Regions from separate parts of the Homo sapiens genome. Here region 2 is linked to region 1. The links are chromatin loops, found by intact Hi-C in ENCODE. Cell type or tissue: CD4-positive, alpha-beta T cell. All regions are shown on one strand.

Region 1 (8,000 bases):
TCTGTTACTAGAAAATGAATTCTTCATCAGAGTAATATGCATAAACTTGCCTAAGCCATACAAGTATTGATAAAACCTAAAACTAAGAGCCACATGTTTGGAGCTTGCTGTTTTATTTTAATCGATAAAGCTTCTTCATTTTAAAAGATGATTTCCATTAAGAGAGTCTCTCAGAAGCTTCCTGGATTTGTTATGAGTTGTAAGGGCCAATGAGAAAAACATTCGAGTCAGTATTTCCAGGAATCACAAAACTGTTCACACAGTGATGTAAGGAATTTGACAAGTGAATGTACAGCATGTGCCGTGTTATTTTTATTTTTAGAGCATGTTGCGGAGTTGTTAAACCCTCAAATATGCATCAGACATATTCCCAAGCACTCATTTGCTGGGAATAAATTCATAGATTTAACTCATCTGTGCTGTTTTAAGGATCCAGGATATATTCTAAAGAACAAGAGAATGAATATTAAATACAAAATAGAAATTTCCCTAGGAATTATTTTTTTCATGTACTATTCCTCATGTATATTTCATCCACAATTTGCTAAGTAAACTGCTCATTGTTCAAGCCAGTAAAGATAATAGTCTTCATCAGAGGTCTCCTCTAGAGTCAGACACACCTAGATTCAAATCCCAAGTCCATCTATTTCTATATGTGTTCTTGGATAATGTTCTCCACTTTCCTGGTCCATAAAATAGGAAGTTACTTTTTTCTCTAGGGGATACGCATGTACACATTATGTGTGTGTGTGTGTGTGTGTGTGTGTGTGTGTGTGTGTGTAATTTCTTTGGGTGTTGTATTAGTCAGAATTCTCCAGAGAAACAGAACCAACAGGGTGGATGGATGAAAGAATAAATAGATGGATGGACAGATGAATGGATGGATGGATGGACGGATGGACAGACAGACAGATAGATAATCGGTAATTTGCTCATGCAATTTTGGGTCTAAGACCCAAGGTCTGCAGTCAGGAAGCTGGAGACCCAGCAAAGCCAATGTATAGTTCCAGCCTGAGTCCCAAGTCCTGAGCACCAGGAGAGCCAGGTTCTCTCCAGGAGAGCCAAGGTTCAGTGTGAAAGCAGCAGGCTTGAGACCCAAGAAGAGCCAATGTTTCAGTCTGAGTCTAAAGGCCAGAAAAGACCAATGTCCTAGCTCAAAGCAGTCAGGGAGGAGTAGTTCCCTCATATTTGAGGAAGAGTCAGCCTTTTTGTGCTACTCAAGCCTTAACTGATTGGATGAGGCCTATCCACATTAAGAAGAGCAATCTGCTTTGCTCAGTCTACCAAGCTAAATGTTAATTTCATCCAAAAACACAGACACCCAAAATGTTTCACCAAACGTCTGGATACCCCATGGCTCAGTCAAGTTGACAACAAACCTACTTTCAAATATTAGCTATAATCTATCTCTATCAAAAAATTATCTAAGAAGTATAAATGCCCAAAAGGTTTGTGTCAGTTTGCAAGACAATAGTGTACTACTCTATGTATTTATTTATTTATTTTTGAGAAGGAGTCTCACTCTGTTGCTCAGGCTGGAGTACAGTGGCACGACCTTGGCTCACTGCAACCTCTGCCTCTCAGGTTCAAGCGATTCTCCTGCTCTCGAACTCCTGACCTCAAATGATCTGCCCACCTCGGCCTCCCAAAGTGCTGAGGTTACAGGCATGAGCCACCGCAACCAGCCATACTTATTTTCAAACACAGCATCTTTTCCCAGCCTTCTTTACCCATATGCAGTTTCAGTAGTATGTAACATATCCTCTATTTATTCAGCATTATTTCATTGTTCTGGATGAGAAGAGAATTAGGAAACTTCTGGAAAGTTAGCTGCTCTATTAATTGTTTACAGATTCCATAATGATAACTTATGGCACTTATGGGCACTGGCGCTCAGATAATTAGACATTTTAACAACATTTTACTTTCCATGACTCCAGAAGATTTTGCATTAGTCTAGACTCTTCTGGGAAAGGTATTATCGTAGAAATAATAGCCAATGCAACTTCAACAGCTTTTTTAAAAAACTAAGAGTGAAATATTCATCTCTGTTGTCACCAAATCCAAGAAAGTCACAGATCAGATATACTATCCAGCAGCCTGCTTCAATTTCTCTTTATAATACTGAATATATTTCTTTCTTGAACAGAAATCAAAGTGGTAATATACCTTTCACTCTAGTGTAGTTGTGGATTCAAAGGAAACCCAATTTATAGACTACAGACTGACTTTACATTTTAAAAGGCAGTAAAGGAATAATCTGTAATTTCCACTGCATTCAGAAGAAATGGAAATCAGAAATTCAAAACATTTAAACATCAAACTAATGATTGTCTTAGAAAAATCACTCCAAGAAAATCTGACTTTCTTGCTTTTCTTCTGGCAGATCATATCGTGATGTTATTTACGGGAATATTCTTCATAATTCATGAAAGATAATTTTTCTATACATTTAACACTTCTGCTGCTTTTACTTTCCTGCTGTTGAAGGATCAATAATAAAGTCTGCGTAGGCCCACTGGAGACATGAATAATAACCCAAAATCCTCTTAAAAATCTAGACACAGTCACAGCATCATCACTTTCTATTGAATAGGAATTTATTCTTATGAAGGCTTCTGACAAGCATTTTCACCCTTTGTACCTAAGATTTCATTTGATCCATATGATTTAAGCAGATAAAATAGATGAGTAAAATGCCTACATTTTCTCTAAAGACAGGGTCAACTGCTCAGAATTGCTTTTTTCCTCTTACAATTCTATCATACTCACTTTAGTGTCACCATGGAAAAGTCAATTCGAAAAATATGTTATTATATCTTTCAGTACAGTTCTCTGTGTTTCAGAAAAGAATGGTGTACACACCATGGCACAAGTGAGAGGATGAGTTTCTTGCTATAGCTCCCCTCCTGTCCTCACATATATCTTCACAGGAATGGGGTGGGTGGGGAGGGAGGTTAAATTTTAAAATTCTAAGGTTCTCAATAGTTTTCTTTGAAACAGGTAATTTGGCCAGGTGCAGTGGCTCATGCCTGTAATCCCAGAACTTTGGGAGGCTGAGGTGGGTGGATCACCTGAGGTCAGGAGCTCCAGACCAACCTGGCCAATATGGTGAAACCCCGTCTCTACTAAAAATACAAAAATTAGCTGGATGTTGTGGCAGGCGCTACTTAGGAGGCTTGAGGCGGGAGAATCACTTGAACCCAGGTGGCAGAGGTTGCAGTGAGCTGAGATCACACCATTGCACTCCAGCCTGGGCGATAAGAGCAAAACTCCGTCTCAAAAAAATAGAAATAAATACAAACATACATACATAAATCAGGTAATTTTCTTCAAATCTGCTTAGAAATTAAGAAGAAAAGTCAGAAAATTGCATCTCAAAGATTGCTTTATTCCTTCATCTGCCTCTATTAACCAAGGAAAATTTGAAAGATAGGGAGAGGGAGAGAAAGTGATACAGGAGCTAGAAAGAAATTATTAAGGCAGATAGTGAGGGAAAGAGAGTCCTTGGCAAGGTTTCTCTTTTAATGCAAAAGCAACCCCCAAATCATTTCTTTTCTGACAAAGAGCAGCCTGAAAAATCAAGCTGCAAGCATAGAAAAGCAAGCTAGAAGCTCGCACGGGTGAATGCTGGCAGCTGTGCCAACAGGAAAAGGCTACAATGGAAGCCAGGCATGTTCAACATGGAGGCTCCATCTTCCCTTTTGTCAACCACGTGTACAGTAAAGAGGCAGGCAACATGGCATTAGCCAGGTAGGGAACCCATTTGTATAATAAAAGATTAGGGTGGGGCGGCCAGTTTCTTCGTGTGCTATGCAAACAGCACACCTGGTCCTACCAATATCTCAGGCCCTATGTAAAGCAGACACCGCATCCTCAAGCTCGTCTATAAAACCCCGTGCATTTCACCACAAAACTGGAAGACCCACTCGGAAACCCATCTCTCTCTGCAGGAGACAGAGCTTTTCTCTTTTCTCTTTCACCTATTAAGCCTCTACTCTTAAACTCACTCCTTGTGTTTGTCGGCATCCTCGATTTCCTTGGCATTAGACAATGAACCTCAAGTTTTATCCCACACAAACGATGCCATTTCAAAAGGACAAAGGTTCTTTTCTTCAGGGTCATGGCACAAAAGATAGAGCCCCACTACCACCCCTCCTCACTTACACCCTAAGAGTCTCTCCCAGGTGCTCACAGGCAGAGAACAGGTAGGAGCAGTGCCCACTCAGACCCCAAAGTGGAGGGGTCACAGAAGCTGCCCCACTTGGGGCAGTTCGCTGACTGCTTTCATCCCCGCTGTGGCTGCAGCTGGACTCCATTCCAGCCCCAAGGGAATGTTTTGCTTCAGAGACTTGTCATCTGCATTCCCTTGCCTGAAATACTCTTTCCTCAGATTCCTCAGCCTCCAAGTCTTTGCTTAAATATCACAATCTTGTTGATTTAGGCCTCCTCTGAGCCCCCTATTTCAAAATGTCAGTCCCTTACCGTATTTCCTCCTTGTCTCTCTTTCCTACTTTATTTTTCACCATAGCACTTACCGTCATCTGCCCCGGATGTCTTCCAGCCCCAGCCCCATATTCACTTGCCACCGTCTCAGCCCTGCCACGTGTACCAGGAGGCCGACCGGATGCTCTCCATCAACAAGCTCTGCTGTCCTTCCGCTTCCTGTCGGGTTTGACCAATAAAAGGTAGCAGAACGAGATCCAAGGAGGGAAGAGAAAGAGGTTGGGAATTTATTCTCCCAGCTCCACTCCTGCCAAGTCCCAGTGTGTTAGCTGCCTCCCTTTTTTTTTTTTTTTTTTTTTTTTTTTTTTTTTTTTTTGAGATGGAGCCTTGCTCTGTCGCCCAGGCTGGAGGCAGTGGCGTGATCTCGGCTCACTGCAACCTCTGCCTTCCGGGTTCAAGTGATTCTCCTACCTCAGCCTCCTGAGTAGCTGGGACTACAGGCGCGTGCCACCATGCCCAGCTAATTATTTTTGTGCCTTTTTTTTTTTTTTTTTTTTTTCTAGCAGAGACAGGGTTTCACTATGTTGGCCAGGCTGGTCTTGAACTCCTGACCTCAGGTGGTCCATCTGCCTTGGACTCCCAAAGTTCTAGGATTACAGGTGTAAGCCACCATGGCCAGCTGGTTGCCTCCCTTTTGTGAGGACCACACTCCCTATCAAGCAGCTCTCTCCCTTCAGCTCCCTTCTCTGAGTAACTTCTCCCTCTCCTTACTTGCAGGTGTGAAGAGCTTCTCCCTGTTACTAGCTCCAGGGCATAGCATATCCCTTGTGCTTTAAGCACTGTTTTATTAATTACTAACCTTTATTAAGCTCTTTATTAACTACATTAAGTTAATTAGACTCTTCTCACCATTTTGACAATGACCTTTACTTTCCAAACATCATGTGGCATCTTACGTATTTTACTTAATTACTTGTTTTTCTCCCTCTGCTAAAACATAGGCTTCATGAAGTCAAGATTTGTCCCTTTTGCATACTACTGTATTCCCAGCACCTACGAGAGAACAGGGAACATAGTAGGAGATGAGAAAGAAGCACTGGATAAATAACTGAATCATGAGTGAACATATGACTTAGGAAGGGACATAGAAAGTCTAACTCCCCATCTTCTCTGTATGCTGGATCTCTGCCTTTTCAGATGGTGTCTTCTGTTTCTTTCCTTCCTCTGTTTTGTTACTTTTAACTTTTGATTTTTGTAGGTACATAGGTGTACATATTTATGGGGTACATGAGATATTTTGACACAGGCATGCAATGTGTAATAATCACATCAGGGAAATGGAGTACCCATCCCCTGAAGCATTTATCCTTTGTGTTACAATCCAGTTTTACTCTTTTATTTTTAAATGTACAATAAATTATTATTGACTATAGTCACCCTGTTGTGCTATCGAATGCTAGATCTTCTTCATTCTAATAATATTTTGTACCCTTTTTCAAAATTTTGGTTAGTGTGGATAACAAATATTTCTCTGGGCATTATTTCAGCTCCCAATTTATACTTAACATTTTTACATAACATCATCTGGCAACATTTTAGAGAATTCACATATATAAACCCATGTAATTATAATCTGGCATCACTTCCTACTTCAAAATGTTCATAAATAGCATTGCTGAGGCAGAGGTAGAATCATTTTAAAACAAAACAAAAAAAAGAGCAGTCCAAAAGCAAGTGAAAGATCACCACCAAACCTAACTTCACGGACAACAGCAAGCAAACCTGAATTGTAGGTTCCAGTACTCTATTTAGAAATATTAGCTAGAATATAAACCTCACGAGAGAAGGCTTTGTCTGTTTTGTCTGCTGATGTAGTCCAAGCACTAAGAGCAATATCCAGTATATATTTGGTACTCAATAAGTGTTGAATTCATGAATGAATGAACTAATGTCACCCTGAAATAAGGTACTATTTTGAAGTGACAATAGATTAGATAATTGTTTCCAACTCCTTGCTCCCTGTTTGATTTTGGGGTTTTCTTTTCCTTTGGTTTGGTTTTTGTTTGAGACAGAGTCTCAGTCTGTCATCTAGGCTGAAGTGCAGTGGCACAATCTCGGCTCACTGCAACCTCTGCCTCCCAGGCTCAAGCCATTCTCGTGCCTCAGCCTCCCGAGTAGCGAGATTATAGGTGTGTACCACCACACCCAGCTAATTTTTGTATTTTTAGTAGAGATGGGGTTTCACCATGTTGACCAGGCTGGTTTTGAACTCCTGACCTCAAGTGATCCACCTGCCTCGGCCTCCCAATGTGCTGGGATTACAGGTGTGAGCCACCACGCCCAGCCCCCCTTTGTAATAGAATATCCCACCCCCACCCTTTGTCGTGTAAGGTGGTCATTATGAAAGGAGTATTTCTCCTCACCTCCTTGATTTTGGGGGTTGGCCAACAGGATATGAGCAGAAGTAGCAATGTGCTGATTCTGCACAAAAGCTTTAAGCACAATTGCTTGATTCATCACAGCTTGCTGTTCCCATCTTCTGCCATGATAGAACAGCATGTGCAGTGAGAGGTGGCTCTTTCGACCAAGTCCCAAACTAAGAAGAGAAGACACATAGAGCCAGCCCTCAGTCATCTGCAGCCTGAAGCCACATGTATTGTGAAAATAAATACATTTAGCTTGTTTTTCTGCAGCGTTACCACAGCAAAAACTGACTCAATTACTGGTACCTAGAAGTGAGGTGTTGATGGAACAAAAACCATGTAGGTAGGGGAGGGGGCAAGGAAAGTGTTACAGGAAACAGAAAAATGGCAACTCATTATGTCATGACAAAACATTTGGTAAAATGATCACATATATCATTTTCTTGCCTGAGGTAACCTTTTGTGGTAAGGCTGTCAGGCTATTGCTGCCATTTTTATACGAGTGTGCCCTTTGTGACATCATTTTTAGGGCAACTTGATTTTCTGTCTCTGGAAGTACTATTTCATGAGTATATGCAAAATAGTGATACTATAGTATGTGATTTAGGAACTAGTCTCTCATTTGCATTGGAAGTAGAGATATGATAATCTTCCATCCCATGAAGGCATTTTTAATCCTCACAAAATTCATTGTTGTACCGTATCCTAGAACCAATTCAGTGTAACAGTTAGTTCCATGGATTTGAAGGTACTGAATATATAACTGTCTCTTTAAATTCTCTTTCAGGGTATGTAGTGAATTTTGAGACATTTACTTTTGATTTCTGCCACATGGTAATGTTTCAGAATATCACACTGAGGAACTTGTTAGAACAGTAATATTAGTAAATATAAGATCATAATGGCCTCATATGCCAGCTTTGTCATGCAGTCTCTTATGGAATTTTCAACATTTTGTCTGCTTCCTTGATTTTCTATCTTCAGCATAAGCTTATTTGAAGATAGAGAAGCTGGCAAGTCACAATTATTTTCCTCTGCATGTGATGGGATTTTCTTAATCTAATTTTGTCATGAAATATGATACTGTATGAAGGATTTGTTTCAGTCATTTTCTACAAGAAGTTTGTATTT
Region 2 (8,000 bases), 200 kb after region 1:
CCTGGATTTGTTATGAGTTGTAAGGGCCAATGAGAAAAACATTCGAGTCAGTATTTCCAGGAATCACAAAACTGTTCACACAGTGATGTAAGGAATTTGACAAGTGAATGTACAGCATGTGCAGTGTTATTTTTATTTTTAGAGCATGTTGCGGAGTTGTTAAACCCTCAAATATGCATCAGACATATTCCCAAGCACTCATTTGCTGGGAATAAATTCATAGATTTAACTCATCTGTGCTGTTTTAAGGATCCAGGATATATTCTAAAGAACAAGAGAATGAATATTAAATACAAAATAGAAATTTCCCTAGGAATTATTTTTTTCATGTACTATTCCTCATGTATATTTCATCCACAATTTGCTAAGTAAACTGCTCATTGTTCAAACCAGTAAAGATAATAGTCTTCTTCAGAGGTCTCCTCTGGAGTCAGACACACCTAGATTCAAATCCCAAGTCCATCTATTTCTATAAGTGTTCTTGGATAATGTTCTCAACTTTCCTGATCCATAAAATAGGAAGTTACTTTTTCTCTAGGGGATACGCATGTACACATTATATATATGTGTGTGTGTGTGTGTGTGTGTGTGTGTGTGTGTGTAATTTCTTTGGGTGTTGTATTAGTCAGAATTCTCCAGAGAAACAGAACCAACAGGGTGGATGGATGAAAGAATAAATAGATGGATGGACAGACGAATGGATCGATGGATGGACGGACTGACAGACAGACAGATAATCGGTAATTTGCTCATGCAATTTCGGAGTCTAAGACCCAAGGTCTGCAGTCAGGAAGCTGGAGACCCAGCAAAGCCAATGTATAGTTCCAGCCTGAGTCCCAAGTCCTGAGCACCAGGAGAGCCAGGTTCTCTCCAGGAGAGCCAAGGTTCAGTGTGAAAGCAGCAGGCTTGAGACCCAAGAAGAGCCAATGTTTCAGTCTGAGTCTAAAGGCCAGAAAAGACCAATGTCCTAGCTCAAAGCAGTCAGGGAGTAGTTCCCTCATATTTGAGGAAGAGTCAGCCTTTTTGTTCTACTCAAGCCTTAACTGATTGGATGAGGCCTATCCACATTAAGAAGGGCAATCTGCTTTACTCAGTCTACCAAGCTAAATGTTAATTTCATCCAAAAACACAGACACCCAAAATGTTTGACCAAACATCCGGACACCCCATGGCCCAGTCAAGTTGACAACAAACATACTTTCAAATATTAGCTATAATCTATAGCTATCAAAAAATTATCTAAGAAGTATAAATGCCCAAAAGGTTTGTGTCAGTTTGCAAGACAATAGTGTATTACTCTATGTATTTACTTATTTCTTTTTGAGAAGGAGTCTCACTCTGTTGCTCAGGCTGGAGTGCAGTGGCACGACTTTGGCTCACTGCAACCTCTGCCTCCCAGGTTCAAGCGATTCTCCTGCCCCAGCCTCCCCAGTAGCTAGGATTACAGGCGTGCCCCACCACACCCGGCTAATTTTTGTATTTTTAGTAGAGACGGGGTTTCACCCTGTTGGCCAGGCCGGTCTCAAACTCCTGACCTCAAATGATCTGCCCACCTCGGCCTCCCAAAGTGCTGAGGTTACAGGCATGAGCCACTGCAACCAGCCATACTTATTTTTAAACACAGAATCCTTTCCCAGCCTTCCTTACCCATATGCAGTTTCAGTAGTATGTAACATATCCTCTATTTACTCAGCATTATTTCATCGTTCTGGATGAGAAGAGAATTAGGAAACTTCTGGAAAGTTAGCTGCTCTATTAATTGTTTACAGATTCCATAATGACAACTTATGGCACTTATGAGCACTGGCGCTCAGATAATCAGACATTTTAACAACATTTTACTTTTCATGACTCCAGAAGATTTTGCATTAGTCTAGACTCTTCTGGGAAAGAAGAGAATAAAATTAATAGCCAATGCAACTTCAACAGCTTTTTTAAAAAACTAAGAGTGAAATATTCATCTCTGTTGTCACCAAATCCAAGAAAGTCACAAATCAGATATACTATCCAGCAGCCTGCTTCAATTTCTCTTTATAATACTGAATATATTTCTTTCTTGAACAGAAATCAAAGTGGTAATATACCTTTCACTCTAGTGTAGTTGTGGATTCAAAGGAAACCCAATTTATAGACTACAGACTGACTTTACATTTTAAAAGGCGGTAAAGGAATAATCTGTAATTTCTACTGCATTCTAAAGAAATGGAAATCAGAAATTCAAAACATTTAAACATCAAACTAATGATTGTTTTAGAAAAATCACTCCAAGAAAATCTGACTTTCTCGCTTTTCTCCTGGCAGATCATATCGTAATGTTATTCATGGGAATATTCTTCATAATTCATGAAAGATAATTTTTCTATACATTTAACACTTCTGCTGCTTTTATTTTCCTGCTGTTGAAGGATCAATAATAAAGTCTGTGTAGGCCCAATGGAGACATGAATAATAACCCAAAATCCTCTTAAAAATCTAGACACAGTCACAGCATCGTTACTTTCTATTGAATAGTAATTTATTCTTATGAAGGCTTCTGACAAGCATTTTCACCCTTTGTACCTAAGATTTTATTTGATCCATATGATTTAAGCAGATAAAATAGATGAGTAAAATGCCTACATTTTCTCTAAAGACAGGGTCAACTGCTCAGAATTGCTTTTTTCCTCTTACAATTCTATCATACTCACTTTAGTGTCACCATGGAAAAGTCAATTCGAAAAATATGTTATTATATCTTTCAGTACAGTTCTCTGTGTTTCAGAAAAGAATGGTGTACACACCATGGCACAAGTGAGAGGATGAGTTTCTTGCTATAGCTCCCCTCCTGTCCTCACATATATCTTCACAGGAATGGGGTGGGTGGGGGGGGAGGTTAAATTTTAAAATTCTAAGGTTCTCAATAGTTTTCTCTGAAACAGGTAATTTGGCCAGGTGCAGTGGCTCATGCCTGTAATCCCAGAACTTTGGGAGGCTGAGGTGGGTGGATCACCTGAGGTCAGGAGCTGCAGACCAACCTGGCCAATATGGTGAAACCCTGTCTCTACTAAAAATACAAAAATTAGCTGGATGTTGTGGCAGGCGCTACTTAGGAGGCTTGAGGCGGGAGAATCACTTGAACCCAGGTGGCAGAGGTTGCAGTGAGCCGAGATCACACCATTGCACTCCAGCCTGGGCGATAAGAGCAAAACTCCATCTCAAAAAAATAGAAATAAATACAAACATACATACATAAATCAGGTAATTTTCTTCAAATCTGCTTAGAAATTAAGAAGAAAAGTCAGAAACATTGCATCTCTAAAAGATTGCTTTATTCCTTCATCTGCCTCTATTAACCAAGGAAAATTTGAAAGATAGGGAGAGGGAGAGAAAGTGATACAGGAGCTAGAAAGAAATTATTAAGGCAGATAGTGAGGGAAAGAGAGTCCTTGGCAAGGTTTCTCTTTTAATGCAAAAGCAACCCCCAAATCATTTCTTTTCTAACAAAGAGCAGCCTGAAAAATCAAGCTGCAAGCATAGAAAAGCAAGCTAGAAGCTCGCACGGGTGAATGCTGGCAGCTGTGCCAACAGGAAAAGGCTACAATGGGAGCCAGGCATGTTCAACATGGAGGCTGCATCTTCCCTTTTGTCAACCACGTGTACAGTAAAGAAGCAGGCAACATGGCATTAGCCAGGTAGGGAACCCATTTGTATAATAAAAGATTAGGGTGGGGCGGCCAGTTTCTTCGTGTGCTATGCAAACAGCACACCTGGTCCGACCAATATCTCAGGCCCTATGTAAAGCAGACACCGCATCCTCAAGCTCGTCTATAAAACCCCGTGCATTTCACCACAAAACTGGAAGACCCACTCGGAAACCCATCTCTCTCTGCAGGAGACAGAGCTTTTCTCTTTTCTCTTTCTTTCACCTATTAAGCCTCTTCTCTTAAACTCACTCCTTGTGTTTGTCAGCGTCTTCGATTTCCTTGGCATTAGACAATGAACCTCAAGTTTTATCCCACACAAACGATGCCATTTCAAAAGGACAAAGGTTCTTTTCTTCAGGGTCATGGCACAAGAGATAGAGCCCCACTACCACCCCTCCTCACTTACACCCTAAGAGTCTCTCCCAGGTGCTCACAAGGCAGAGAACAGGTAGGAGCGGTGCCCACTCAGACCCCAAAGTGGAGAGGTCACAGAAGCTGCTCCACTTGGGGCAGTTCGCTGACTGCTTTCATCCCCGCTGTGGCTGCAGCTGGACTCCATTCCAGCCCCAAGGGAATGTTTTGCTTCAGAGACTTCTCATCTGCATTCCCTTGCCTGAAATACTCTTTCCTCAGATTCCTCAGCCTCCAAGTCTTTGCTTAAATATCACAATCTTGTTGATTTAGGCCTCCTCTGAGCCCCCTATTTCAAAATGTCAGTCCCTTACCGTATTTCCTCCTTGTCTCTCTTTCCTACTTTATTTTTCACCATAGCACTTACCGTCATCTGCCCCGGATGTCTTCCAGCCCCAGCCCCATATTCACTTGCCACCGTCTCAGCCCTGCCACGTGTACCAGGAGGCTGACCGGATGCTCTCCATCAACAAGCTCTGCTGTCCTTCCGCTTCCTGTCGGGTTTGACCAATAAAAGGCAGCAGAACGAGATCCAAGGAGGGAAGAGAAAGAGGTTGGGAATTTATTCTCCCAGCTCCGCTCCTGCCAAGTCCCGGTGTGTTAGCTGCCTCCCTCTTTTTTTTTTTTTTTTTTTTTTTTGAGATGGAGCCTTGCTCTGTCGCCCAGGCTGGAGGCGGTGGCGTGATCTCGGCTCACTGCAACCTCTGCCTTCCGGGTTCAAGTGATTCTCCTACCTCAGCCTCCTGAGTAGCTGGGACTACAGGCGCGTGCCACCATGCCCAGCTAATTATTTTTGTGCCTTTTTTTTTTTTTTTTTAGCAGAGACGGGGTTTCACCATGCTGGCCAGGCTGGTCTTGAACTCCTGACCTCAGGTGATCCATCTGCCTTGGACTCCCAAAGTTCTAGGATTACAGGTGTAAGCCACCATGGCCAGCTGGTTGCCTCCCTTTTGTGAGGACCACACTCCCTATCAAGCAGCTCTCTCCCTTCAGCTCCCTTCTCTGAGTAACTTCTCCCTCTCCTTACTTTCAGGTGTTAAGAGCTCCTCCCTGTTACTAGCTCCAGGGCATAGCATATCCCTTGTGCTTTAAGCACTGTTTTATTAATTACTAACCTTTATTAAGCTCTTTATTAACTACATTAAGTTAATTAGACTCTTCTCACCATTTTGACAATGACCTTTACTTTCCAAACTGCTGCATCATCTGGCATCTTACGTATTTTACTTAATTACTTGTTTTCTCCCTCCGCTAAAACATAGGCTTCATGAAGTCAAGATTTGTCCCTTTTGCATACTACTGTATTCCCAGCACCTACGAGAGAACAGGGAACATAGTAGGAGATGCGAAAGAAGCACTGGATAAATAACTGAATCATGAGTGAACGTATGACTTAGGAAGGGACATAGAAAGTCTAACTCCCCATCTTCTCTGTATGCTGGATCTCTGCCTTTTCAGATGGTGTCTTCTGTTTCTTTCCTTCCTCTGTTTTGTTACTCTTTTAATTTTTAATTTTTGTAGGTACATAGGTGTACATATTTATGGGGTACATGAGATATTTTGACACAGGCATGCAATGTGTAATAATCACATCAGGGAAATGGAGTACTCATCCCCTGAAGCATTTATCCTTTGTGTTACAATCCAGTTTTACTCTTTTATTTTTAAATGTACAATAAATTATTATTGACTATAGTCACCCTGTTGTGCTATCGAATGCTAGATCTTCTTCATTCTAATAATATTTTGTACGCTTTTTCAAAATTTTGGTTAGTGTGGATAACAAATATTTCTCTGGGCATTATTTCAGCTCCCAATTTATACTTAACATTTTTACATAACATCATCTGGCAACATTTTAGAGAATTCACATATATAAACCCATGTAATTATAATCTGGCATCACTTCCTACTTCAAAATGTTCATAAATAGCATTGCTGAGGCAGAGGTAGAATCATTTTAAAACAAAACAAAAAAAAGAGCAGTCCAACAGCAAGTGAAAGATCACCACCAAACCTAACTTCATGGACAATAGCAAGCAAACCTGAAGTGTAGGTTCCAATATTCTATTTAGAAATATCAGCTAGAATATAAACCTCATGAGAGAAGGCTTTGTCTGTTTTGTCTGCTGATGTAGTCCAAGCACTAAGAGCAATATCCAGTATATATTTGGTACTCAATAAGTGTTGAATTCATGAATGAATGAACTAATGTCACCCTGAAATAAGGAACTATTTTGAAGTGACAATAGATTAGATAATTGTTTCCAACTCCTTGCTCCCTGTTTGATTTTGGGGTTTTCTTTTCCTTTGGTTTGGTTTTTGTTTGAGACAGAGTCACACTCTGTCATCTAGGCTGAAGTGCAGTGGCACAATCTCAGCTCACTGCAAACTCTGCCTCCCAGGCTCAACCGATTCTCGTGCCTCAGCCTCCAGAGTAGCGAGATTATAGGTGTGTACCACCACGCCCAGCTAATTTCTGTATTTTTAGTAGAGATGGGGTTTCACCATGTTGACCAGGCTGGTTTTGAACTCCTGACCTCAAGTGATCCACCTGCCTCGGCCTCCCAATGTGCTGGGATTACAGGTGTGAGCCACCACGCCCAGCCCCTCTTTGTAATAGAATATCCCACCCCCGCCCTTTGTCGTGTAAGGTGGTCACTATGAAAGGAGTATTTCTCTTCACCTCCTTGATTTTGGGGGTTGGCCATGTGATATTATGACACACGTTGGCCAACAGGATGTGAGCAGAAGTAGCAATGTGCCAATTCTGCACAAAAACTTTAAGCACAATTGCTTGATTCATCACAGCTTGCTGTTCCCATCTTCTGCCATGATAGAACAGCATGTGCAGTGAGAGGTGGCTCTTTCGACCAAGTCCCAAACTAAGAAGAGAAGACACATAGAGCCAGCCCTCAGTCATCTGCAGCCTGAAGCCACATGTATTGTGAAAATAAATACATTTAGCTTGTTTTTCTGCAGCGTTACCACAGCAAAAACTGACTCAATTACTGGTACCTAGAAGTGAGGTGTTGATGGAACAAAAACCATGTAGGTAGGGGAGGGGGCAAGGAAAGTGTTACAGGAAACAGAAAAATGGCAACTCATTATGTCATGACAAAACATTTGGTAAAATGATCACATATATCATTTTCTTGCCTGAGGTAACCTTTTGTGGTAAGGCTGTCAGGCTATTGCAGCCATTTTTATACGAGTGAGCCCTTCGTGATGTCATTTTTAGGGCAACTTGATTTTCTGTCTCTGGAAGTACTATTTCATGAGTATATGCAAAATAGTGATACTATAGTATGTGATTTAGGAACTAGTCTCTCATTTGCATTGGAAGTAGAGATATGATAATCTTCCATCCCATGAAGGCATTTTTAATCCTCACAAAATTCATTGTTGTACCATATCCTAGAACCAATTCAGTGTAACAGGTATTTCCATGGATTTGAAGATACTGAATATATAATTGTCTCTTTAAATTCTCTTTCAGGGTATGTAGTGAATTTTGAGACATTTACTTTTGATTTCTGCCAGATGGTAATGTTTCAGAATATCGCACTGAGGAGCTTGTTAGAACAGTAATATTAGTAAATATAAGATCACAACGGCCTCATATGCCAGCTTTGTCGTGCAGTCTCTTATGGAATTTTCAACATTTTGTCTGCTTCCTTGATTTTCTATCTTCAGCATAAGCTTATTTGAAGATAGAGAAGCTAGCAAGTCACAGTTATTTTCCTCTGCATGTGATGGGATTTTCTTAATCTAATTTTGTCATGAAATATGATACTGTATGAAGGATTTGTTTCAGTCATTTTCCACAAGAAGTTTGTATTTCTGACTCATAACTTTGCTCTCTATGCTTTCTCAATCATCATCCTTGGTAATCTTGTGAGATTT

What was found. A loop is a pair of places that touch in the nucleus more often than their neighbours do. Peaks named below come from ENCODE experiments on the same cell type or tissue, not always from the same donor. Only the 100,000 strongest peaks of a DNase experiment are listed, where the experiment ranks them.
Region 2: it touches region 1 in a loop (24-fold over the local background); 12 of 110 quality-filtered maps call a loop at or near these places.

What each region holds. Positions count from the first base shown.
Region 1 is chr12:63,538,579-63,546,578 of GRCh38, forward strand. LOC105369797 (a long non-coding RNA gene) reads right to left here. Exons shown (of 4, transcript XR_945017.2): 4 at 6,897-7,042. Among named protein-coding and RNA genes, the nearest start is that of DPY19L2, 130 kb to the right of the region's middle. In CD4-positive, alpha-beta T cell, no CTCF peak of the experiment used is centred here; no DNase peak of the experiment used is centred here.
Region 2 is chr12:63,733,704-63,741,703 of GRCh38, forward strand. No RefSeq gene overlaps it. Among named protein-coding and RNA genes, the nearest start is that of RXYLT1, 42 kb to the right of the region's middle. In CD4-positive, alpha-beta T cell, no CTCF peak of the experiment used is centred here; no DNase peak of the experiment used is centred here.